5 separate regions of the Mus musculus genome follow, and all the other regions are linked to region 2. Evidence: chromatin loops called from intact Hi-C (ENCODE). Cell type or tissue: left cerebral cortex. All regions are shown on one strand. Region 1 overlaps Copb1 (coatomer protein complex, subunit beta 1). Region 2 holds the start of Rras2 (related RAS viral (r-ras) oncogene 2). Region 3 has its middle 65 kb from the start of Rras2. Region 4 has its middle 55 kb from the start of Copb1. Region 5 overlaps Rras2 (related RAS viral (r-ras) oncogene 2).

Evidence for each region. Peaks named below come from ENCODE experiments on the same cell type or tissue, not always from the same donor. Only the 100,000 strongest peaks of a DNase experiment are listed, where the experiment ranks them.
Region 1: a loop joins it to region 2, with 2.5 times the contacts of the local background. A loop is called at or near these places in 11 of 42 quality-filtered maps.
Region 3: a loop joins it to region 2, with 2.6 times the contacts of the local background. A loop is called at or near these places in 6 of 42 quality-filtered maps.
Region 4: it touches region 2 in a loop (2.3-fold over the local background); 11 of 42 quality-filtered maps call a loop at or near these places.
Region 5: a loop joins it to region 2, with 2.2 times the contacts of the local background. A loop is called at or near these places in 19 of 42 quality-filtered maps.

What each region holds. Positions count from the first base shown.
Region 1 is chr7:114,211,817-114,216,816 of GRCm38, forward strand. Copb1 (coatomer protein complex, subunit beta 1) reads right to left here. Exons shown (of 22, transcript NM_033370.3): 21 at 4,647-4,802; 22 at 3,743-4,121. The coding sequence ends at 4,062. Among named protein-coding and RNA genes, the nearest start is that of Copb1, 40 kb to the right of the region's middle. In left cerebral cortex, a CTCF peak has its summit at 1,936 (motif pointing left); a DNase peak (open chromatin) is centred at 1,932.
Region 2 is chr7:114,115,095-114,120,094 of GRCm38, forward strand. It overlaps Rras2 (related RAS viral (r-ras) oncogene 2), which reads right to left and starts at 2,687. Exons shown (of 6, transcript NM_025846.2): 1 at 2,302-2,687. The coding sequence starts at 2,409. In left cerebral cortex, CTCF peaks have their summits at 1,978 and 2,683; DNase peaks (open chromatin) are centred at 1,072, 1,855, 2,109, 2,711 and 1 more place; H3K4me3 peaks cover 2,923 bases; H3K27ac peaks cover 1,276 bases.
Region 3 is chr7:114,180,243-114,185,242 of GRCm38, forward strand. No RefSeq gene overlaps it. Among named protein-coding and RNA genes, the nearest start is that of Rras2, 65 kb to the left of the region's middle. In left cerebral cortex, a CTCF peak has its summit at 2,459; DNase peaks (open chromatin) are centred at 536, 1,467, 2,525, 2,739 and 2 more places; H3K27ac peaks cover 1,560 bases.
Region 4 is chr7:114,197,504-114,202,503 of GRCm38, forward strand. No RefSeq gene overlaps it. Among named protein-coding and RNA genes, the nearest start is that of Copb1, 55 kb to the right of the region's middle. In left cerebral cortex, no CTCF peak of the experiment used is centred here; DNase peaks (open chromatin) are centred at 2,390 and 3,283.
Region 5 is chr7:114,064,824-114,069,823 of GRCm38, forward strand. All of the region lies in intron 1 of Rras2 (related RAS viral (r-ras) oncogene 2), which reads right to left. Among named protein-coding and RNA genes, the nearest start is that of Gm51454, 31 kb to the left of the region's middle. In left cerebral cortex, a CTCF peak has its summit at 2,170; a DNase peak (open chromatin) is centred at 2,152; H3K4me3 peaks cover 596 bases; H3K27ac peaks cover 738 bases.

The DNA of each region.
Region 1 (5,000 bases), 97 kb after region 2:
TTCTTTCCTCTCCTTTCTTCCTCTTTCTCTGTAGCCTTCTCTATTTCCACCTCTTTCTCCCTGCATTTCTATAATAAAGCTCTTAAACCATAGAGTCTCTGCTCCATCTAGATTCACTATACCACTCTTGCCAGTGTTGGGAACCTCTTCACTATTCCCTCTCTCCTATAGCCCTGGGGCGACAGGGTGTCGCCTCGGGGGCTGCCCCTTTTCCAATCCCCCTGCCAGATGGGTCAGAGGCTTGCGTGCCCACCTGGGGCCAAGTGGAAAGCATCCCGGCAGCCCCTCAATGTTTGTCTCTGCCTGCCCAGAGCACAGGAACGTTTGGTCCCTTTTCCCTTCCCCTTCTTCCCCAGGGCCTCCCCTGCCCCAACTTTTTTTGTTCCCAACAATGACTGGCTATGTTGTGTTCAGATATAGCATTTCACAGCCCTTCTCCTGATTTCCAGGCTCTTAGTCTTTCTATCATTCTCCAAGATGTTCCCTTAGCCTTAGAGGAAGTGGTAAGATTTTTCTGTTTAGGATCGGAATTAACCATCACTAAATTAAATCTTGTGTGTGTGTGTCTGTGTGTCTGTGTGTGTCTGTACTCATTCGTAGATATGCATGTAGAAACTAGAGGCCAATGATGAGATTCCTCCTCTAGCCTTTTCTTTATTCTTTATTGAGACTGTCTCTGTATGTAAGACATGAATATGTCTATGTTGGTTATGTAGACCAGGCTGGCCTCGAACTTAAAGAGATCCTCCTGCCTCTGCCTCCTGAATACTAGGATCAAAGGCATGTGCCTCCAAGGCCAGTTCTACCTTATTTTTTGGGACATGGGGCTCTCACTGAACTTAGAGCTTGCCAGTTCAGCTGGATTGGCTAGCCAGAGAGTCCATTGGCTCTGCCCATCTTCATTGACCACACTGGGGGCACAGATGTTTGCTGCTGAGCAACTCCCTTCTTGACATGGGTTTCTGAGATCTGGTCTCAGATCTTTATGGTTGCATAAGAAGCAGTTTACTCACTAAGCTATATTTCTAGCCTTCAATCTTGATTTAAGAGAAAAGTTATACATACTGATTAGAATACTTATTAATGTGGAAAAACCAAGTAACCAATAAAACTTACTTTACCACAATTTATATCTAATACTGAGGGTTTTTAAAAAAAAGATTATACACACACACATATATAGGAATATATGATGAGCACATTGTAGCTATCTTCAGACATACTAGAAAAGGGCATTGGATCCCATTAGAGATGGTGATGAGCCACCATATGGTTGTTGGGAATTGAACTAAGGACCTATGGAAGAACAGTCAGTGCTCTTAACTGCTGAGCCATCTTTGTATGTATGTGGGACTAGCTTGTGGGAATAGGCCTTCAACCTTCTACAATATGGGTCCCAGGGGTCAAAATCAGGTTGTCAGGCTTGGCAACAGGCATCTGCACCCTTAAGCCATCTCATTATCTCTTATTTGAATTTTTAAACATATTTTTTACTTGTGGACTTTTCACATGTTCTGTATGAGTTTTTGTCTCTCACATTATTTCTAAATCATATGGAAATGTTTGACAGGTAGCAAAACATTTCTATTAATTTTAGCATCTAAGCTTCTTGGCTTATATTTTCAGATTGTCTTATTATATAGCTCAAAGTAATCTCAAACCCACAATCCTTCTGCCTTCCAAGTGCAGGTATAACACTGGGGTAGTATTTTTAGTAGTAAGGTGCAGTAGTTATTTTAATAACAAGGTAATTTTTCTATTACCAATGTGAACAATCTGCTTATTTTGACAGCTATAGTAACTTTCTTTGTTCTTTTTATGAAGTAACTAGATAATAAAGTCACCTTGCCTTTTCCTCTTTTAGATAACTTTTAACTTTTTAGATCTTATCTAATCCCCAAATGAAAATAACTGCACAGAGCTCCCTCTAGTGTCAAGACATTATGAAACAGAACACGGTCCTATTTATAGGTCTATATAGTAGGATCTTAAGCCTTTGCTGTAGGTAGTGTTTATGTTCTTATGAGATACTGTAATTGTAATTATACTTTATTATCTACTGTGACCTTTGAATGAAAACTACATTTCAACCTGAATGGTGAAACCGTAAACAGCTTCATCAAACAAGTACTGCTCTGCAATTTGGTCCCTAATCATTACCTGTACAAAGATGGTGAACAGTTAATGAGGTTACCTGCACCCCAGTTGTCACTAGCTTCTGGTGACTCGACTGCATACTTTCCTTCTTTCTCTCCTTAAAGGGTTATACAGAAGACAATGTGAGCTGGGACTGCTGGCATGGCCTGTAGTACTACCTCTCAGGATGCTAGTACTAGATTTCTGATTCCAGCAAAGCTGGCCTGAAACCTGTGAAATGAACTGGGTATAAAGTTAAATTCTACTTGTGGCTTGCTCCCTCTACATTAGTAAGCATTCTAGGACACCCTAATGCACGCTTCTTCAGATTTCAAGCTGGCTGTAAATTTGAGACTATGGCTGTGCAGGCTATGTCAACAGATGTCCCATGGTGAAGGAGTCCCTGCCAAAGGAAGATTAAGATATTCCACTTTCTCCACTGAAGGATCTCTCAGAATCTTTAGTATGCTAATGTGTACTATATGACTCTCTAGTAAGGACTATATGCAGCATTCCCTGAATTACTAGCTGTGTCATCGTCTTCTTTCAGAATATCCAATGTCACTTAATGAAATCCATGTTCAAAAGAACAGTGTGGGAACTGATCTAATGCAATCATTCCTCAACTCTCATCAAGTTATCTCCACTCTTTTGACTCATCAAAATGACTCCTTTCCCACAGTCCTTGTATCTCTCCCAGTTGGCAGCTATGACTGAGTTTATTAAAGATCTCAGTGCTTTAGGATTGCAAATGTCCTGTAATTCTCTGGTTTGCTGACTAACACAGCAAGTGGCTTCAAAATTTATGACATCATACAAAGTATTAATCTTCTTACAGGCCCAATAAGTCATTCTGTTCTCACTGACAACAGAAGATGTTATTTCCACTCTGCCCCAGTTCTTATCTATGGACTCTTGGGGAACGAAGGATGAAATCCTGAAGGAAAGACAAAGAAATAGCTTAAGTTGAAATTTAGCAAAACTCAGGCTATCTCAATCATTCCTAGTATAGAGCCCAAAGTACGGCATAGGCTGGGAAATTATTCACAAACACAAGTGGAATCATAACGAGGTGTGTGTGTTGCCTAGCCCGATGAAAAGTTATAAACAGGAGAGAAGGAATAAAAAACAGAGGCCATTTGGAAATGGAACAGCTTGTTGAATCCCCCAAGCTAATCCTAGTGCAGTCAGTAACTGGCTAGAACCACTGTAACTACTAACAAGTACACCCAATGCTAAGTGTGCATGATTTTTAAACTGATTTTAGATGACCTAATTTCCGTAATAATTTGGGATCATCAAGAACAGTATGCTGATGTCAGTCAGTTTGTAATAGCTCCTTTAAGCCAAAGATGGACCTTTTCTCAAGTAATTTGGATACTTTCTCCCTGAAGCAATGTTTGAGAAAAGACCCTAGGAGTTTTAGAGACACTGATGTCATTACAGAAAATGAGGAAACAATAATGCACTGAATTAGTACCTGTTCCATTTTACATCACTCAATTTGTAAGCTTTCTTCATAAATGAAGATACAGTTCACTCAATTTGTAAGCTTTCTTCATAAATGTAGGCAGCAAGGTAAAAAAAAAAATCCCACAGATACAAATCTAAAATTAAGTAATTTATTTATAAAATAACAAAAATGTATGAACAGATCTGTTTATTGTGAAAATGGTCTTGGTACATATGAGAAACATTATATACTTTGAGGACAGCATTCAGAACTGTTAAGATAAAAGACAGACTATAATTTTAAACTCATTCTTGATTTAGGGGAAAGGCTATAAATTACTGGCTGGAATGCATTCAGCATGAACTCAAATTCTACATAACATAAAGCATGAAAAGAGTACAAAAGATGTTGGAGTCCAATCAGCCCACACCTAAATTTTAAGCATAAACTTTCAAAGACCTTTTGTTCATCCTTATAGACTAGTCTTCTTTTGAGACAGGTTGATTTTATCTCCAAGGCTCAAGGCCATTCCCTGTAAAGAAGAATGAAGATGTTCATATTTTGATCTATTTTTTGTGATGTTGAGGATTAACTCATGGTCTACCATGCTAGAAGAGCATTCCCAAGACTGAGTTATATCCCCACACTCAACAAAGAAGTAATTACTGAAACAATGCCCAAATAGCTTATACCAGCCTCCATTGGATGACATCACATTCAACAACAAAGCAAAGGATATATAAAACAGACTCTAAAAACTTATACTGGGTTGATTTTAGTTATGTTGGTTAGTGCTTGACTTATGCCATATCTTCAAAAAACTCTACAAAATCTGTTTCACAAATATCACACAGGAATCAATGTTTTAGGCAGTATTGTAGAATAAGCCATTTTAAATGAATTAAAGTTCAGAAAATACCATGCATATGTATGTATGTATGTCTTATGCACAAAACATAATTATGACAGAAGAAATTATACCACAGAAATAAGACAGACATGAATTCTTCTTCCCTTTATTTGGTGCAGAGATGCTCTCAAAAAAGGATGTTATTACCTGACTTTTTGCACGAATTCTTATATGGCCAGTAACGGCAGCATCTGGTCCCTGGTGAACTGGCTTCTCAATGCTGACATTTGCAAGTGCATCCTCTCCAAATATAGAACGTGCATAAAGATTGGCTGCCATAAAGCCACAGTATCCAGAAAGGGCCTGGGGGGAAAAATGTGTGATAAATTAAATACTTTGCTAAAGAATTATACCTTGGCAAACTCAAATATACATGCAAACTATTATTTAAAGCTTTACTTATGTGGTACTGGGTATAGGAGCTAATGAGTTTTCCAAAACTCAAAATAAATGTATGTGTAAAAATTTAAGAATTCCCTGTGCATATTATACTTAATAAAC
Region 2 (5,000 bases):
AACTTACCCAACATCAAACTCAGGGGAATGGCTGGGTCTCCACACAGGTGCTGTGTTGTGCCTCCTTCCTCCTCACCAAGTCAACCTCAGAGCCTATGTTCCTGTTTCACCAGCCCCAAAAGCCCCAAGTCACATATGCCTCTCCCACTCCCAGCTCCCCACACATCGGCCTCCTCTTTCTAATCTGGCCTGTGGCTCCCCAGATCCATCACATTTCCACTCACACAACCCCTGATAAGACACAGTGCTCTTTTTCTGGCACTAGGGCTCGAAGGCAGAGCTTTCCACACACTGGACAAACCACTCTACGCTGAGCTACATCCCCAGCCCCACAGTGCATCTTTGAAGCCTTCCAACACTGACTTCTTCAAATCCCCTTGCATCTAAAGGTCTCATCTCTCACACTTACTAAAGTGACTATTATCAACACAGTACACATTGCATGTTCAACACAACTCGAAGATCTTTCTCATAATGCAAAAGTTATAAAGGACATGTACTGAGAGCTATTTAACTAGTAAGAAAGTTGAGGCACAGAAAAGCTACTTGGGTGTTTTCATAGCCAATAAACCAAAGGCACATATTCAAGTCTGTAGAATTCAAAGGTCCTTATCTGCATACATCATGGCCATGCATGTCTTTACTTGACCTCATTTTTGAGCCTCTAGATACCAGACTACTCACAAAGTCGTCAACAAATGAATTCGAGAAGGTCCTGAGGAAGACAGTAATCACCTGGAGTGTAAGGGTTTTTTAAACTATTTCGCAAATACCCTAACTTGTGGAAACAATCATATTCAGATAGTCCTTCCCTCAAAAACTTAAATGCTTCTGACTTAAATCTAAGTAATGTTATCCACCGGTTCTGGGACCCAGGACCATCCTCTGCCTTCTTGGTTCCCTCCAAAACCAGCCACCAGGGAGACTTAGCTGTGACTTGTTTTGCTGTCAGCCACTTAAGTCTCTTTTGGTCCCAGGCAAATAACAACTGCCAAAAAGCCAGACTGAAGACTGGTAAACATAAACCAACGCCCCCCACCATTGCAGCCGCTGCCGCTGCCACCGCCACTGAGCATACTGTCAACGCTCATGACATAAGCATCCTCTCTGAATACAAAAGTTGAGCAGCACTTTTTTAATTCCATGAATTACTACAGGAGCAGCTACTGTTCATTCACGCGATGTGAAAATTATCATTTAGGTTATGGAACTGTGCGTCTTAATAACACTATAAACACCACAGTTACATCGAAATAAAATAAGCTATTTAACTCTATCAATTCAACAAATGGGTGAAACAAAACAAACACACACACACACAAAAACATTTTGCTACCCGTCCTCTTTAATACAGTAAAAATACCTTTGTTACTTAGCAGGGTACCTGCGCTCTCTTCCCAACATATGCCACGCCTTTCAGGGTGACAAAAGCAAGGAGATCTGCATTTGCTTTTAAAAATCAAAAAGAAGAGAAAGGAAAATCACTCGGGCGTCTTAACCTAGAATAAAATCTAAAGACAAATTTCACCTTCCTTTTCTTTGCCACAACCCGACTTTCCTCCTCCAGCAAACAGAAAATAGGGGGGGGGGGGGAGAAGGGTGCAACACACAACTCATACTCGTCCCCTCCTAGCGGGGCTCACCCCAAACTTCACCTAAGCGCGAAGCAGGCAGGCACCGGGAATTCCAAGGAAATGGTCTCGCCCCTATCAAAGCACATTTTTAACTTCCTCGAAGCCATTATTTCCCTAGGGCACGATCAAACACTCCCACCCGGACGTACCACCAAACAGACTACTTGTAAGAGAAGCTCAAACACACACAAAGAGAAAACACTATTGGGAGCCGGCGGCGCGAAGCCGCCGCCAAGTAGCCCGGGCCAGCGCTGCCACCGAGGCAGGCGCGGGGTCCCCACTCCGGCCCTCAGGGCAGGAAGCCCGGCACCGCGGCGCGGCTGCAACCCGCGGGCTCCCGCCCTGACCGCAGTGATAAGGTGGAACTGCGCTTCCCACCCGGCCAGCTCCGCCCTCCGGGCCACATTCCTGAGAAGCCCGACTCCCCGGACGCCGCGCCGGGCGCCTGGCGGGCAGTAGCGCGGCGCCGTGGCCGCAGGGCAGGAGCGCAGCGCCGACTCCTCACTGTTCCTGCCCTCGCAGCCGCGCGCCCTGGCCCCGCGCAAACCGCACCCGCGCGCACCGCACGCGCCGGAGCCCCGCACCCGCGCGCCCCGGGCGGGGTCGCCGCGGCCACAGGTAGCGCCACCCCGCCGCCGCCGCCACCCCGCAGGCCGTCTCCAGGCACCTGGATGAACTGGATGGTGAGCGCCGACTTGCCCACGCCGCCACCGCCGACCACCACGAGCCGGTACTTCTCCTGGCCGGAGCCGTCGCGCCAGCCGGCCGCGGCCATCGGGACGCCCCGAGCCCAGCCCGGCCGCCGCGCGCCCTAGGCCCGGCTCCGGGGACGAGTGCGGCCGGCTGGGTTACAGGCGGTAGAGCGCGCGGGGTCCGTGAGTGGCCTGGAGGGCCGCGGAGCGCTATCCCTCGGACCGGCTGGGAGTTGCCCGAGACGCTGGAGAGCCGGGAAGGCTCCAGGGCAGAGGACGCAGCGGCCAGGGAGCGCGCTCTTCTTCGCGGATCTGCAGCGCAGCCGAACGCAGCCTTCGGCACCGCTACAAATGGCCGTCTGGGGGCCGGGCCGCTGGGCTGGGGTACTACATATGCATGAGGGGGCGGGGCTAGGCCGCGCCCGCCCAGGCGGAGACTCTGGAGCGCCCTAGGCAGCAGACCCTGCAGACCTGCCCTCAGAGCACCGGGAGGAGAAGGAAGAAACCGGGAAGATGGACGGCGGTGACAGTGATTGCATAAATCAGGGATCGTGTTCATGAAAGAAACAGCCTGTGATGGCGTGGATGAAAAATAGAACTGTTGTCATATTCACTCAACTCCATACCCTGTTTTCGGAATGCAGATGGTGACTGTATTTGTTTAAAAAAAAAAAAAGTATAAGGCAGCGATTGAAGAAAATGAGACCTGTAGCGGTACCTGAACATATGATAGTCTAGTGACAGTGAGAGAGTGGGTAGTGATTGAGCTTGCACGGGGCCACAGTGCATGTGGACAGATCTGGGGCGTAACATCTTTGTTCCTATGTCTATGTGTGAAAAAATGTGTGATAATTGTGTATGAGGGTCGTGAGAAATTTGCAGGTTGGTGACATGTTTTTTAGGAGGAGCGTGTTCCTTGCTAGCACAGCTTCTACGAACATGATCAGGCCCTTGCCCTTAGAGTCCAGAGGAGGAGGCAGCCGGGACAATAGGCACCTTGTGAGACATAATTGTAAGAACAACAGCTGCTCAGCACTGAGGTCCAAGGTGCACTTACCCCAGAGCTGGCTAGTCAGAGAAGGTTTTCCCAAAGACCCGAGGAATAATCTTGTAAACAGATGAGTGAATGGGAGAAAAGTATTCCAGGGAAAGAAAACCAAGCTGAGCCGTGTGTGGTAACCCACGCCTTTAGTTCCAGTATTCTGGAAGCTCAAAGAGTTCAAGGCCAGCCTGACCTACATAGTGAGTTCCAGGCCAGGGCTGGAAGAGTGAGACCTAGTCTGAAAAGATAGGAAGAATGAAAGAGAGAAAAGAAAACCATGATATGCAGAAGCCAGAGATGGCAAAAGGACACATTCTGTTGTGTGGTTTTGAACGTTCTCGGGGGAGTTTACAAGCTTGCAGATATAAATAGAAACTCACTGTGTGTGACTTGGATGTGGTAGGGATATCTCTATAGAGGCCACGTAAGATGGAGGCTGTGGTCTTCTCAGAGGGTACACTGGTTCAAATCCTGCCTGCTTTGCTAATGGCATAGCGATGGGAACTTAAGCTCTGTGCCTCAGCTTCCAAATAAGCTCTCAAATAAGGGCCCGAGCCAGTGGATGGCGCACCCGCAAGCCTACCGACCTGATCTTTGGGACCCACAGGCAGGGAGAAAAGCAACCCCCAACACTTGTTCTCTGCCCTCCACAGTTCCTTCACTGCCGAGCAGACATCCCACCCAAACACATATATACACAAAGAAACGCAGTGCTTAATACAGTGTGGGCTAAGCATGGTGGTTTTACAATATGCCCTCCAGTTCTTGAACACTTCGTGCCCTGAATGAAGCCAGTAGAATACAGTAGGGGAGATACAGAATGGCTTCCGAGGCCACAGCGTAAAAGACCACACAGTTTTTAACTCTCTCCTGGGAGTCAAGTGAAAATTGATTACCATGAGATGGCTGTGTATACATACCAAACAAAAGTGCCCCTGAATCCAGAAGGGAACCAGCCAGAGAGAAGGAGGAGGGTCCTGGGAGGGCAGTATAGGGGAGGGGCAAATTTGAATGAAGCGTCATAGTGCATGTGTATGGAAATGCCATAATGAAGCTTACCTATTACTTTGTATCCATCTTGTAAATTTAATTTAAAAACACAGAAATGGCTGGAGAGTTGGCTTAGGGGTTAAGAGCACTGGCTGTTCTTCCAAAGGTCATGAGTTCAATTCCCAGCAACCACATGGTAGCTCACAACCATCTGTAATGGGATCTAATGCCCTCTTCTGGTGTGTCTGAAGACAGTGACAGTGTACTCATATACACATAAAATAAATAAATAAATAAATCTTAAAAAAAAAACACTGAAAAATATGAAGTATGGTGGTACATGCCTTTAATCCCAGCATTCAGGAAGCAGAGGTGGGTAGGTGAGTCTCTGTGAATTTAAGGCCGGCCTGCTCCACATCTTGAGTTCTAGGACAGCTAGGTCTGCATAGTGAGACCCTGTCACAAAAAATAAAAAGAGGTAGGGGTCAGAGATCAGAGGTTAAGAACAGTTGCTGCGATCTTGGTCCGAGACCCGCCGAACTTAGGAAATTAGTCTGAACAGGTGAGAGGGTGCGCCAGAGAACCTGACAGCTTCTGGAACAGGCAGAAGCACAGAGGCGCTGAGGCAGCACCCTGTGTGGG
Region 3 (5,000 bases), 65 kb after region 2:
TTGCCAGGTTCTGTCTGGGCCACTCTTACTCCAACAGGCCAGCCCTCATGCCCGTGAGTTCATGATTCACCTATCTCCACCTCTGTCTCCTTCCCATCCTTTGTGGTCTCTGCCTCAGATCCCAAGACCTCAATTCATGCCCTGCCATCATGTCTACCTCTTTTCTGCCAGCTGCAGGCTGTAGGCATTTTTTTTTTTTTTTTTTTTTTTGAGACAGGGTTTCTCTGTGTAGCCCTGGCTGTCCTGGAACTCACTCTGTAGACTAGGCTGGCCTTGAACTCAGAAATCCGCCTGCCTCTGCCTCCCAAGTGCTGGGATTAAAGGTGTGCACCACTACTGCCTGGCTGTAGGCATCTTTATTAACCAATAGTTTAAAACTAAGGAACAAGGTTTGCATTGGCTTAAGTGAGAATTCACACGTCTTGAGGCAACTAGATCTTGGGATACAGAATTTAGCATTATAATACATAGCAACAGGCCAAACCTCAATATACACTGGCACTTACACTCATGGATACATACCCACACACAGACACCTACACATAATTTAAAAATAATAAAAATAAATCCTAAGGCAGGTGTGGTGGCGCACGCCTTTAATCCCAGCACTTGGGAGGCAGAGGCAGGCGGATTTCTGAGTTTGAGGTCAGCCTGGTTTATAGAGTGAGTTCCAGGACAGCCAGGTGATACAGAGAAACCCTGTCTCGGAAAAAAAAATCCTAAAATTAGGAAAAAAAAACCTCTTAAGGAGGAGCAGAAGGAAGGAGCAGTAGTTTGAAAGCTGACAAGCAGTTGGTGGAATACAAAAAGGCAGAGGGAACAGGTTTATAAATGAAGATCAGTCTTGAGAGGATGCCAAGGCTGCTGCCCTGTGAGATGGGATGTTGGGTTAGAAGGGCTTATCAGGCTGTGCTAGTATGTATCCTTATTGGACTTGGATATCCCCTACTTATAATAGCTACTAGTGTAGTCATTGTTATATGCCTCTGTGGTAATTTATAATTATTATATTACAATAATTAAAAGAAATCAAACCTGTGAGTCAGATCATAGTATTAGGTCATTTTTGTAGAAGATATCAAGGTTCAAAGAGATAAGCTGTCATGCTCGAAGTCATGTGGCTTTTAAGTGGCAGAGCTGGAATTTGAATCAGGGTTCTGCCACACTGCTTTTTGAGTTCAGCCCACTAGCATCTCTCAGTCTATCTAGAAGTGATTTCTTCCCTCTATACAGACCCCTTCTCTGTCTTCTTCAGGGTCTCTGACTCCTGAGCACACAAATGCCAAGCTCACGAGTCATCTGTTTTGCCAAAATTCTGTTCCGATTTGATAAACTCTAGCCAGGCCAGCTCACTCAGCATGATTCAGCCAGAGAGAATAGCAAGGCCACATGCCCGGCATGCCGACCAGCTGAGCTCAGGCAGGATGGGTGGTGTTCAGGAACCTCAGCCTGACAGATGGCTCCACTCGGCTGTCTTCATGGGCCTGGTGCCAGGTGCTGCAATCACTCTCTGCAGGAGGGAGTTGTGGGAGCCTAGTTCTGTGAGTATCACATGTATGGGTTTATGGGTATGCGTGTGTACTTAGGAGCGAGGGTGTTTGTGATTCACATGCTCACTTGGGTGTTTGTGTATGTTTATCTATGTGTGCATGCCTGGTTGTGTGTCTCTTGTGTGTACATTCAGAGGTCTGTGTATGTTCAAGTTTCAAATCTGCATTCATTCTGGTTGTGTGTGCTCACACAATGAAAGAGGAAGACAGAGATGTGGGGGAAGAGAGAAGAAGGGGTGGCTTTTGAGTATCCCCACTTGCAGGGAAAGCTGCTACATGCCCCTTCACTCATATCTGTCCTCATTAGCCAGCAGCAGCAGCAGCAGCAACAACAACAACAGGAACAGAAACAGTAGCAATAGCAACAACATAAACAGCAGCAGCAACAAGAGCATGCAGCAATAACAGGAGCAACAGCAACAACAATAGCAGCAGCAACCACAACATGCAGTAATAAGAGCAACAGCATGCAGCAATAACAGGAGCAGCAGCAAAAACAGAAAGCATGCAGCAACAGCATCAGCAACAACAGCATGCTGTAACAGCAGCAGCAGCAGCAACGTACAGCAATAACAGGAGCAGCAACAACAACTCCATGCAGCAACAGCAGCAAAAACAGCAGCAGCAGCAGCAGCCGCCGCTGCCGTAGCAGTAATCATCCCATCCCATTGTGAAATGTAGGCTGAAATGGATGAATTTCAGATTTCTAAACATAGCTTCTTGACAATGTTTACCCATAAGGTAGAGATCTTAACTGTCTATGAATTTAGGGTTCCTTTAAACCTCTGGTTCCTTTAATAACCTCAGACATATCATTTCACATACATTTTCATGGAACTCACAAGGTACTCTCCAAACCCTAGCTATGAGTTTTTGGTTAAGAAAACTAAACATTTGCACGGCATGTAGGGAGAGCCACCTAGAGACCTGCTTAGGGAGTCCACAGGAGAATTGGATGTAGATACATTGTAATAAATAGAGTGCTGCAGTGAGTTCAGGGACAGATTGATGGAGAAACTGCTAGAGGGGGTCCAGGAATGATCCACCAATCCACAGAAGAGGCAGACACTCAGGCAAGGCATAGAAATGTGAGAGGCAATTGCGAAATCACGAAGATGGGGAAGGACATAAAAAGCAGAAAGGATGCTCTGTGTGGTCTGAAAGAGAGTCTTGGAGCAGCCCTGGAGGGCCTGATGAATAACTAGACAAAAGGTTCTGGTGTTGTATGAGCAAGGAATAGTCCGACTTAATGAGTGATTTGCAGAAATCAAAATACACCTAGCATTTGCCCAGAGAGCAAATAGAAATCTGTTGCAATAGTCCCTTTGAGAAGCCGGGCATGGTGGTGCACGCCTTTAATCCCAGCACTCGGGAGGCAGAGACAGGCGGATTTCTGAGTTGGAGGCCAGCCTGATCTACAAAGTGAGTTCCAGGACAGCCAGGGATACACAGAGAAACCCTGTCTCGACATCCCCCCCCTCAAAAAAAAAAAAAAAAAAAGTCCCTTTGAGAGAAAATGAAGATGTGAGCAACACTATGTGGGGAAACTAGAGGAGAGCTTGCACTAAAGATATTTAGCAGATATATCAGTCAGGAATCAGGATCTGCGCCTGGGAAGCAGAAAGGAAGAGGGTTGGTTTTTGAATTTTAGCTTGACAGAAAGATATACGTTTGTGCCGTTTGCTGAGCCAGACCCACAGCACTATGGTGATAGCCTCTGGGAAGGACAGGGATTAGGGATACAATATGAGCCATCCAAGGAGAGATTTACACTAAGCAATTTGCTATGTAGATGTGGAATGCTGGGAAGAGAGATTCGGAAACAGATCTGTGAGTCACGAGAGATGGACGATAAATGAAGCCATGGGTGGTGGCTGAGATCAGTAAGGGAGAGAGAAGATGTCACAGAGCAGGGCAAGGAAAGAAGTCAGGATGTAAGGGTGAAGGAGCCAGTGAGAGGATCCTTGCGATTTGGAAGGACTAGAATAGATTCAGAAGAGAACTGATTCCTGGAAGCTAAAAGTGCACAGAATGTTAAGAATGAGGAAATGGTCATTAGTGTCAAAGGCTAAAGTAAGATCAAGTAGGCTGAGGAATGGTGCAAAGCAGAATGGGAGGGGCTTTTTTAATGCTCTTTATTGACACCGTGACCCCAGCATCCCTGAACCACTCCAGGGAGTCGGCACCAAATTTGAACAATGGGAGGGCATACCATAGGTGACCATAAGAGGCTGCTAGAATAAAGGCCTTCAACTTCTGGACAAGATGGGATAAGAAGCATTAAATTTAACATCCTGCTGAAAACAGTGATAAACAAAGCAAAATGCACGAAACAACAGCTTCGGAGCAGAGAACAGAAGCGCAGGATGCTAAGTGTTGAAGCAGGGGCCAAAAATAAGACGAGTCCTCACAGCTCATCTGTTTGCAATGTGGAGAGTTTGCAGGCTGCAGGGCACAGAGAGGCATCCAAAGTGGAGTCGGCACAGTCTCTGAGAGGAGCAGTCAGAACTGGTGGTTCAGGGACACTAAGATGGTTAGTGCTCACGAGGTACAGAGAGCTCTCCAGAGTTCCAGAGAGAAGGGCCTGTCAAGTCCCCACCATAGTGGGTTGTGACCACTTCGGGGGTTACATATCAGATATGCTGTACCCCAGCTGTTTACATTACAACTCACAATAGTAGCAACATTACAGTTATGAAGTTGCAGTGGAAATAATTTTATGGTTGGGATCACTGCAACATGGGGAATTGTATTAAAGGGTCAAAGCATTAAGAAGGTTGAGAACCTCTGCTCTCCCTGGATATAGTGACTAGCCACATAGAAGGAGGCAGCTGAAGGCCAAGGAAAGGATGCTGGGAGCAAACAGGTGCGGTGCCGCACAAGGTTGGAAGTAGTTCATATGCCCAACAACCAGAGTGGAGAAACCTTATATGAAGCCTGGGGAGAATGCAGGAAGGATGTTGCCTGATACTCAAGCCAACTTAGTCCTAGAATAGGCTTCACTCCCAAAGCTACAAAGTAATCTCAAAGGTACCAAAGTGTGTCCAAGTAACTTAACTACACCCTAGAACAAAGCTCCAAACAAGGAAATGAAGAAGCCCAGCGCAGATCATGTAAAGTTCATAAACATGAAAATAGGAAATTATGACTCACAATAAAGAGAGATATCAATTAATAGAAACAGACCTACATTGACAGAATGAGAGAATGAGAAGAACTATACATCAGATATTATAAAATATACTTCACTTCCTATAGTTAAAAGGACAAAACAAAGCATGAGTGTGTTGGGGAGTGGGATGGATGATGTAAAAAAGGCCAAACCAAACTTAAAGCAGCAAAAAGTGCAGTACTCAGATGAAAATATAGTAGACGATAGCAACAGATTACACCGCAGAAGAAACTATCAGCAAACTGGAAGTCATAGCAACAGAAGTGTTCAAGGATGAA
Region 4 (5,000 bases), 82 kb after region 2:
TGATTCATAAAACTGTAAAGCAAAGGGATCGTGGGGTGGAGGGGAGGGTAGAGAGTGGGTGGGGGACTGGGAGGGCTGTAGAGAGGTGAGGGTAGAGGAGGGTGGGTGGGGGTGGGTGGGGGAGTGGGGAATGGAGGGTAGAGAATGGGTAGGGTCATGTGGGGGGCTGGGTGAAGGGTGGGGGTAGGGTAGAGGGTGAGTGGGTGGGGTTGGGGAAGTGGGGTGAGGTAGAGGATGAGTGGGTGGGGTTGGGGAAGTGGGGTGGGGTAGAGGATGGGGGGGCTCTCAGGCCAGCCACTCTGTGCTTTGGTCTAGAGTGCTATACAAGCCACCTAATTAGCCCCAAAGCTGCAGAAATACAGAGAGTAGATGCAATACTTGGTGGACACCTCTATTTTCATTATTGGAAGCATAGACTATAAAATTTGTTATAAAGGAAAGAGGAGAGGTAAAAGAGTAGTTAGGCTGAGGGATACAAGGAAATTTGTATAACTGTAAGGCCTGTCTATGCTCATCCTAGCTTTGAATAATGGCAAGGAGATTTATATTTATTTAAAGTAGCTTTAGGCCTTTGGTTCTCTAGTTCCCAATTAACTAGCACCTACTACTTGTATTAATCCATTTATATTATTCTATGTCTGGCCTGTGGCTTGTTGCGTCTCAGTCTCTAGTACCAGGGCTTGCTGCTGGCGAATTCTCTTACCACTGAGCCTCTCCCAGAGTTCTCTCTCTGCCTGGAAGTCCCAGCCTTCCTTTCCTGCCTTTGCTATAGGCCATCAGCTTTTTATTATAATAAATCAGAAGGTGAGAGAGGGGGTGTTTACAGAATATGATGCAGCCATATGGATAACAATACCAAAGTCGGGCCTGTAATCAGATCTCTTGTATACACATCAGCCTTTGAATATAATAGAGAGACAATGTTTATAAATTTGTGTTTAATTGTTGTAAACAGAAAAGAGCTGTGTTTTGAGGAGTGGCAGAGCAGCATGGTATTTGGTCTTGGAGAAGGTGGATGGGACAATGACAGGCCTCAGAAAAGAGACTTGACTCTCTTTGATTTTGTCAGGAAGGAAATGAGGGAAATTCAGTAGCTAAATATGTGGGTGTGGAGGCAGGAAATTGAGGAAGTTCACACCTGAAACTTTAAATTTCCTATGAAGTAGGAAGCAGTCAATTGCCAAGAGTAGTTTTATGGGGGGAAGGGGACAAGGAATGTGCTATAATAGATTCTAAGGCCTCTAAAGTAGAGCACAATTTCAACTAAGGAAGGTCCATGGTCTAACCCTTGAAATAAATGGCTGAAGTGGCTCTGAATGGGTGGTTACTGTGGCCAACAGTTCAGAACAAGAGATGGAGACTGGAGAGAAGGCCCAACAGTTAAGAGCACTGGCTATTCTTCAAATTGACCCGAGTTCTGTTCCCAGTATCTACATGGCTCACAACCACCAGTGACTTCAGTCCCAGGGGATCCGACACCCTCTTCTGCCTTCTTTCAGCACTGCCTTCCTGTGGTATACATACATACATGCATGTAGGCAAAACATACAGATATATACAAATTAAAAAAATAGTTTGAGCCTCAAGCACAAGACTTCCTATCAGTCCACTTCTTCTTGGACCAGCCATACAAACCAAAGCCCCAGGCGAAGGCTCTGACTGGCTGAGCTTGACAGCGTGAACCTTTAAGAATCAGCAAAATCAAGCTTGTGGAGGTTAGTGCCAATGGGGACTGAAGGACAACACTGCCAGCTCAGGTGCCCATGGTGTATGGAACAGGCAGCTAACCAGAGACGGGGAGAGTGGACAGGAAGATGTGACCTTGACAGTTAGCCAAGCAGGAGACGTCCATGAAACTAAATTTGTAGATATTTTGACAATTTGTTTTTCTTTTTCCATTTTTTTTTTTTTTTTTGGCTTTTCAGGACAGAATTTCTCTCTGTATCCCTGGCTATCCTAGAATTCACTGTGTAGACCAGGCTGGCCTCAAACTTGAGTCCACCTACCTCAACCTTCAAAGAGCTGGGACTAAAGGCCTGCACTGCTAGCAGCTAGCTTAATTTGTTTGTTTTTCAATAGTTTCAAGGATTGAGTCAGCAGTAAAAGTGACATATAGTCAAAAGGGGAGAGGCTCTGGTCAAAGTTCAGCATCTGTCATTTATTTGCTAAGCAATCTAGCCCATGACGTCAATCTTTGAGCTCAGTTTTCCTACTGTGAAATAATGAACACTATCAGGATTATCATGTGGATCCAATAGGTGATCGGGAGCTGAAAACTGCGGTGATCTACATACACATATAGGTTGCTGTTACTATTATTGCATAATGACTTCATGGCAGCATTTGCAGCCAAGTTCTTGATTCCTTACTCTAAATTTAGAATAGGCTTGGGAAGAAGGCTGGGTAAATACTAAAACATTTACTGAGTGCTACTCTTTGTCAGTAACTGAGATAGGCAGGGTGACTGTGAGATGAAACAGCCCAGATCCATACTTTTGAAGTTCCCAGCCTGAGAGACAAACACAGTTTCCTACTCCATTATGCCATATGGTATAGTTGATGTGTTTATAAAAAGATAAGGGGAAAGGGGATGTTTTGGTGGATGTGTAGTCAGGTATGGGGGAAGGAGGTGCCTTGGTGGGCTCATACTGAAGGGGTAGTAGAGGAGAGAGAGAGAGAGAGAGAGAGAGAGAGAGAGAGGAGAGGAGAGGAGAGGAGAGGAGAGGAGAGGAGAGGAGAGGAGAGGAGAGGAGAGGAGAGGAGAGGAGAGGAGAGGAGAGGAGAGACATAGAGGCCAGCCATGAATAAGTGGAGAGAGTGGGGAAGGGAATAGGAAGAAAGGGAGGAAGGGGCAAGGGGACAGAGTGGGAGCAAGAAGGCAAGAACAAGAGAAATCAGAGGGGGCAAGCAGCCCCTTTTATAGTGAGTCAGGCATACCTGGCTGTTGCCAGGTAACTGTGGGGTGGAGCTTAGACAAAATGCTAACAATAGTGGTGCAGCCCTGCATGAGCCCTGCATGAGCCTGGAAGAGGGACACCTGAGCCGAAATGTGCTGCATTTATTGAAGAAGCATCAGTTGAGCTGACCCTTTATCATGCCAGAGAAGAGCTATTATGCTCTCTGACATTAAGGGTGGAGTCCCAACTGGAATCCAGGGTATGGACCTACAGTTACAAGTTTGCCTTCACATCATTCTTTGGCCAAAAAGAAAAAGATAATTCCTGATCCCATGTGGGAGCATACTCCATGAGTTTGCTAAAGGCCTGGCTGCCATGGGAACACCACATTCATATTCTTGCTTAATCTCTTTGCAATTTACTGTCAACCACAGGCTGTCATAGTGTGAAAGCGCAGCTCTCATTTCCTAGCTAGGAGGTGTCATGCCCCCAACTGCATGATGAAGCCTGCTGCTGGCTGACTGTCACACTTCATCCAGAAAAGGAAAGGCCAGTGGGTCACCATGTGGATGGACAGCTCTCCCAGGAAAGTTGTACCTTTTAAGGATCATTTGACACATGAGTACACATGCACGCACACACACACACACACACACACACACACACACAGAGTGATTGTTCTATGAGCTGTAATTCTTCGGTTCCACAGGTGGAGACAGCTATTCCTTCTGGAGTAGATGGATAGCTAGACTAGCCATGTCAGCCAGCTCTGGGGTTAACTGAGAGATCCTGTCTTGAAGAATAAAGTAGAGAACAAACAAGCAAGACTCCTGATAGCAAGTTCATGTGTTCATATGGATGTGGCATATATATTTATATGAATCCATACACATATGCACCCTGCACACACATCCATTCATATGTGAACATGCATACATGTATGCTCACTATACTCACATACATATGAAAAATAAATCTTAGCCGTTCTGTAAACTGAAAGGAATAAAAATATTCTAAAGAGATATTTTTAGAATTGATTTTCTTTTTTTTTTTTTAAAGATTTATTTATTATATGTAAGTACACTGTAGCTGTCTTCAGACACTCCAGAAGAGGGGAGTCAGATCTCGTTATGGATGGTTGTGAGCCACCATGTGGTTGCTGGGATTTGAACTCGGGACCTTTGGAAGAGCAGTCGGGTGCTCTTACCCACTGAGCCATCTCACCAGCCCAAATTGATTTTCTCTTTGGCATGTTTAAAAGGTAATTGAAAAATTTCCAAAGAGATATTTAGACTCTTCCCTTTGGCTACCAGATGACTGAAACAAGGGACCTCAAGGAATTAACATTTCCCCAGGGATCTTAGTCTGAGAGAAGAGAACACTAAAGCTGTAGGAGGAGCTTGTCTCCCCCAGAGAGAGTCCACACAGCGCTAGCAATTTCTCAGACTCCCTTGTAACCACCTTGTAGGATAGATTTAAATACAGACAGTGGTGGTCAGTGATGGGTGGGGCCATGCCTTGACCCCTGACTGGGACTACATAGACTTTATACCTGAGTCAAGACCCTGGAAGATGGACTTGGAGGTGGTACTTGGTCTCTTTGTCTCCCTTCCCAGTGTGGCCACATTGACTAAATGCCCTTTTCTGGTCTCCATCAGTGGCTCCTAACTGGCTGGCTGAGGGGGGTCCTCAAGGCTAAGTTGTCAGGATTGCCAGGGTAAGGCTCTGACAGTACCCAACTCATCTCCACCTCAGGTTCCTCTTAGTGCCTGTCTTCGTTAGGGTTTTACTGCTGTGAACAGACACCACGACCAAGGCCACTCCTATAAAGGACAACATTTAATTGGGGCTGGCTTACAGGTTCAGAAGTTCAGTCCATTATTTTCACAGCAGAAGCATGGCAGCATCCAGGCACACATGGGGCTGGAAGAGCTGAGAGTTCCACCTCTTGTTCCAAAGGCAGCTAGAAGATTGGCTTCCAGGCAGCTAGGACAAGGGTCTTAAAGCCCATGTCCACAGTGACACACCTACTCTAACATGGACACACCCACTCCAACAAGGTCACACTTCCTAGTAGTCCCTGGGCCAAGCATATACAAACCA
Region 5 (5,000 bases), 50 kb before region 2:
CCTTTAAAAAACAATAGAGCTGGTTGTGGTACACAGGCACACACCAGGGAGCCAGAGAAAGGTGTATCTCGGTTAGTTTGAAGTCAGCCTGATCTACAAAGTGAGTTCCAGGATGGCCAGGGCAGTTATGCAGAGAAACCCTGCCTCAAAAACAAACAAACAAATGATTGAATAAATAACTATAGATAACAAATAAAGAAAGAAAGAATAAAAAACAACACTTGAACTTAGAAACAATGAGCCAGTGGGGTTACCAATAAAACACAGTTTCTATGGCTGGAGAGATGGCTCAGGGGTTAAGACCACCTGCTGCTCCTCAGAAGGCCTGCATTCAGTTCCCAGCACCCGCATGGCCATGTGGGATCCCATGCCCATTTCTGGCCTTCATGGGGCACTGCATGTACATGGTGTGTAGACATACCTGCAGGATAAACCTTATACACATAAAATAAAAATAAATCTTTATTTTAAAGAGAAGAAAGTCTCCGGCAAAGTTGAGTTTAACTCTCACTGCTACTTCCAAGCTGCAGGATCTGAAGCCAATGTCCAGGCCGGCCCTTCAGCACTCGCAGCAAAGAGACAACACTGAGGCAGGAGCAGGCCTACCAAACCAGGGATCAAGGAGTGCAGGCAGGCTGCTGCTCTTCAGCCACAACCGTAACTGGGCTGCTGTCACCGGCAGCCACACGCTGAACCAATGGCTTTCCTCAAAGTCCAGAGCTGTGTTCCTCTGTGGTGGGGGAGGGAAGGCAGCTCTAACAACTCCAGGCCCAGTTACCCCACAGACCCTGCATGAGCCTCTGGAATGTGTGCCTGAGTGCTATGAACCCAGTGTTCTGAGTTCATAACAGTCTGAGTGTTCAGCTCCCATCCGGGCTTCTGAAAATATCCTCAGGGTCTGAGCAGTAATTACACAGATAAACACACAGGCATGAATCTATCTTGTTCATTTAGCATTTGTGTATTTGTATGTGTAAAGATTACAACCATAAAACGTACAAATGGCAATCGCTCTCCTCTTCCTCCTTAGAACCCACGGTTTGTGTTTGTTTGTTTGTTGATTGATTGTGTGTTTGGAGTGCTGGGGACTGAAACTGCAATCAGATCAGATCAGGCACGGTTCCAACACCGAGCCACATCCCCGCCCTCCTCTTTGATTTCTGAGACTCAGTCTTGCTAAGCTGCCCAGACAGGTCTTGAGCTTACAATCCTTCCACTTCAGTCTCCTACAGAGCTGAAACAAGTGTGTACCTCAGGGGACCCGTAGTTAGTTGCTTTCCACAGAACACAAAACTTTCCAGTTTGATTTGTGCCTCATTTCCCACTACCAGAACCCCTCCTGTAATTTTCCTACAATGTTTGTTTGAAGTTATATCAGTAATATGGGTGATACCCACTCTGTACCCCTTAACAGGTCCCACTGTCCCTTTGACAGAACACCCAATCTACTGTTAGGAACAACGGGGCTGTGGCTTGGTGGTAGAGCGCTTGCCAGACATGCTTAGGTCAATTCCTAACAGCAACAAAACAGTAAGAAGGATAGAGACAGGCCAACCCCAAAACACATGAAGTGTAAAACCATGCCTGCTCAGAAGGCAACACAAATTAAGAGGTATGGCTGCCACTATGCATGGGAACTGTGTTCACAGAGCCCCAGTAACTGTCCAAGGAAAAACAAACAAACAAACCCTCCAGCAGCAGATAACATGGAGGCTGGGGGACAGCACTAGAAAGCGGAAAGCAGGGTAGACCAAAAGCTACAGAAGGGAGGGTGGGTTTCCTGGGGCTTTGCCGGCAGCACATTAAAGGATATGTGGAGGGGAGTCCTGGCGAGAACAAAGGACAGGGAGACCACCCACACTGGATAAGTTATTCCACTTGCGCAGAGAGATCTACTGCCTTCCCCCATACGATCTGGTCTGGGTAAATTTGTCTGCAATAGCTACAAAATGGTACGCCCAGGTGAGCAGGCACGCTTCCATAGCCTCAGTCTGCGAACTCTCTGCTTGGCCTCCAAAGAGGACTACTCACTGGCAGCAGGCTTGGTGGAGCAGGAAAATGGGGAAGAGGTGACAAGAATGAATTGCCCTTCCGCATTCCAAGGGGCAGTGGCGACAACCACTTTCTCTTAAAGCCAGCCCGGTGTGAAAGTGCAGTTCCCAAACACTGCCACAGGGTGGAGTCTGGTCCACACCGGAGACTAGGGATCCAGCACTTGGGTTAAGTCTCACGGGCCTGGTGAGGAAAGGGGGCTGGATCAGAGGGACTACAGGACAGGGCAAACACAAGCCTGAGCATTTCTGAGCCCATGCCACACTCGGGAGGCTTGGCAGCTTTTAAAAGGACACAGTGAATAAGGAAGGGTATAATAATAAATTTTAAAAAAAAAAGTAAAAAATCTCTCAAAGTATCAGATATTGAAAGGCACAGGTGTGTTACATGGACAACAGAACTACTACATGTATCTGACAGATTCCACCCTAATTTTTTTTAAAAAAAAAAATGCAAACTGAGCCGGGCGTGATGGCGCATGCCTTTAATCCCAGCACTCGGGAGGCAGAGGCAAGCGGATTTCTGAGTTCGAGGCCAGCCTGGTCTACAAAGTGAGCTCCAGGACAGCCAGGGCTATACAGAGAAACCCTGTCTCGAAAAAACAAAAAAAAAAAAAAAAAAAAACAACAACAAAAAAATGCAAACTGTAAAAGCTACAGAGTTAGATTTGGGAAGACAGGGGTGGGGGTGGGGGATTCTGCAGAAGTGGGAGGGAGGGCAAGATCGGTTAATGGGAGTGAATACGATCAAAATGAGTAGCTATCACTTAGTCATTATTGTATAATTCATACATGCTAATAAAATGAAGAGAACTGCATAGTCAAATCGAGAAGCTAAGGGTTCATGCCCTCATCCTGAGCTGACCTCAGGAAACTTTCTAGGCCTCCTCCTTCTTTCTCCCTCTTCCCTGCTCCTGCCCTCTCTCAGCTACACACGTACATTAAAAAACAAACAAACAAACAAACAAAAACAAAACAAAACAAAACAAACAAAAAAAAAACCTTAAATCATCCATTCCTTCCCCCACCCAGCCAGAATGTAAGCAGGGTAAAGACAGGAACACTGCCAGAGAGGAAGGAGAAGGCCTTCCCCAGCAAATCACAGGCCAGGCAAGACCTGCAGGCAGTGCGGCTGCGCATCTGCCTTGCTTATTACTCAGTAGATTTTCTCATTTATCCTCACAAGGACCCTCCAACAGATTCCCCCCTTTTACAAACATTTTTACATCAGAGAACTGCACTACTTCTTCAAGGCCACTCAATAAACAAGCAGGAAGACTACGGTTTAAATTCAGACCCAATGCTAATAAGGTCATCAGAGCCTAAGAATTATTATTTAATAAAAATTCACTGAATACCAAATTTTCTATTGGCCTATAAAATAAGGAAGAATATTTCCAAAAATATGAGAAAAGGCAAGATTTATAAACCCACACCCCTGTCATCTTCTTGAGGTCCTGCCCAGTTCTCTTGGGAGGGGATTCTGAAACAGTCTAGATGCAAAGTCCTTAAGAGCCTACCCTGAACACTGAAATTCAGCATGGCCCTACAGACACTTTTACCCACAGAACAAGTTTTACATTTCCCTATGACAAAATAGAGCAGAACCTGAGATTTGGTAGCTGCTTGGTTTCTTGATTAGAGGATTTATAAAGGCTGGCTGCAGGCAGCAAGGCGAGACGATGCATGATTATGCAGTCAGGGGATTGAAAGTCAAGTCCAGAAGCCACGCTGGACAGATGCCTGAGCCCTTAGGCGAACTGAATAACTCTGCAAGGGCGGAAGAGGTGGCTGAGCAGGTAAGAGCACTTGCTACTCTTGCAGAGGACCAGCGTTCAGTTTGCAGCACCCACGTGGTGGTGGCTCACAACCATCTGTAACTCTTGTTCCAAGGGATCAAAAGTCTGTCCTCCTGAAGCACCAGGGACAAATGCAGCGCCCATACACACGGATAGCAAAGCGTTCAGGCCCGGAAAATACATAAATAAATCTTGCTTTTAAAAAGGATAAGGTAGGCATAACCCAAAGTCTACTTTAAATGTGGCAAGAAGGAAGATAACCTCCTAGATAAGAGGTGCAAGGACCCATTCCCTCTTCCAAGGAACAGAAGTCCACACCGTTGCCCCTGGGAATCAGGCTGCCAGTCTCGAGTGACCACCATGTCCTCTATTCTCCCCACCCAGTGTGGGACACGCTGGCTGAGTTTCCCCACCTCTGTCCCGTGTGTGTGTGTGTGTGTGTGTGTGTGTGTGTGTGTGTGTGTGTAGGCAGCGGAGAGAAGCAGAAAGAGACTGAGGGTAAATTAGCTCTGTTTGTCCTCCATGTAGGAAACCACACAGCTCGTGTGCGTCTGAACCTCAGCTTCCTTGCCTATGAGACAGAAAAAAAACAAACAAAAAACCTCACTGCCTTGGGGGGAGGGGGGGGCACGTGTACAGAGCACAACACATGACACACAGTAGGCCTATTAAATTACAGTGCATATACCCCACACTCTCACGGGAAAATGATCACATGTTCCCATGCCAGCCTCTTCCCCTGGGGCTGACGGGGCAGCTCTGTGGTAAAGCGCTTGCCTAGAGTGCACAAGGTGCAAGGTTCCAGCCATGCCCACAAAGAAGGCTCTTAACCTTCAAAAAAAAAAAATCTTACTTTCTCACCTAGGATCCTGTAAACAACCTAATGAAACTCACTGAGTCATAAAAATAAAATCTACAGGCAAATAAAGAGGGACTAGGTAGGAAGAGAAATAGAGTCAGTAGAAGGAGAGTAATGGGGCATATCTGATTATATGTGTGTGTGTGTGTGTGTGTGTGTGTGTATGTATGTATGTATGTATGTGTATATATATATGTGTATATATATAATTAGCATGTAATTAACACCTACCTGTTTACCCGTTTTCAGAGCCATGAGGTAGACTGAGTAAAACTCAGTGTCTCTCTTGTT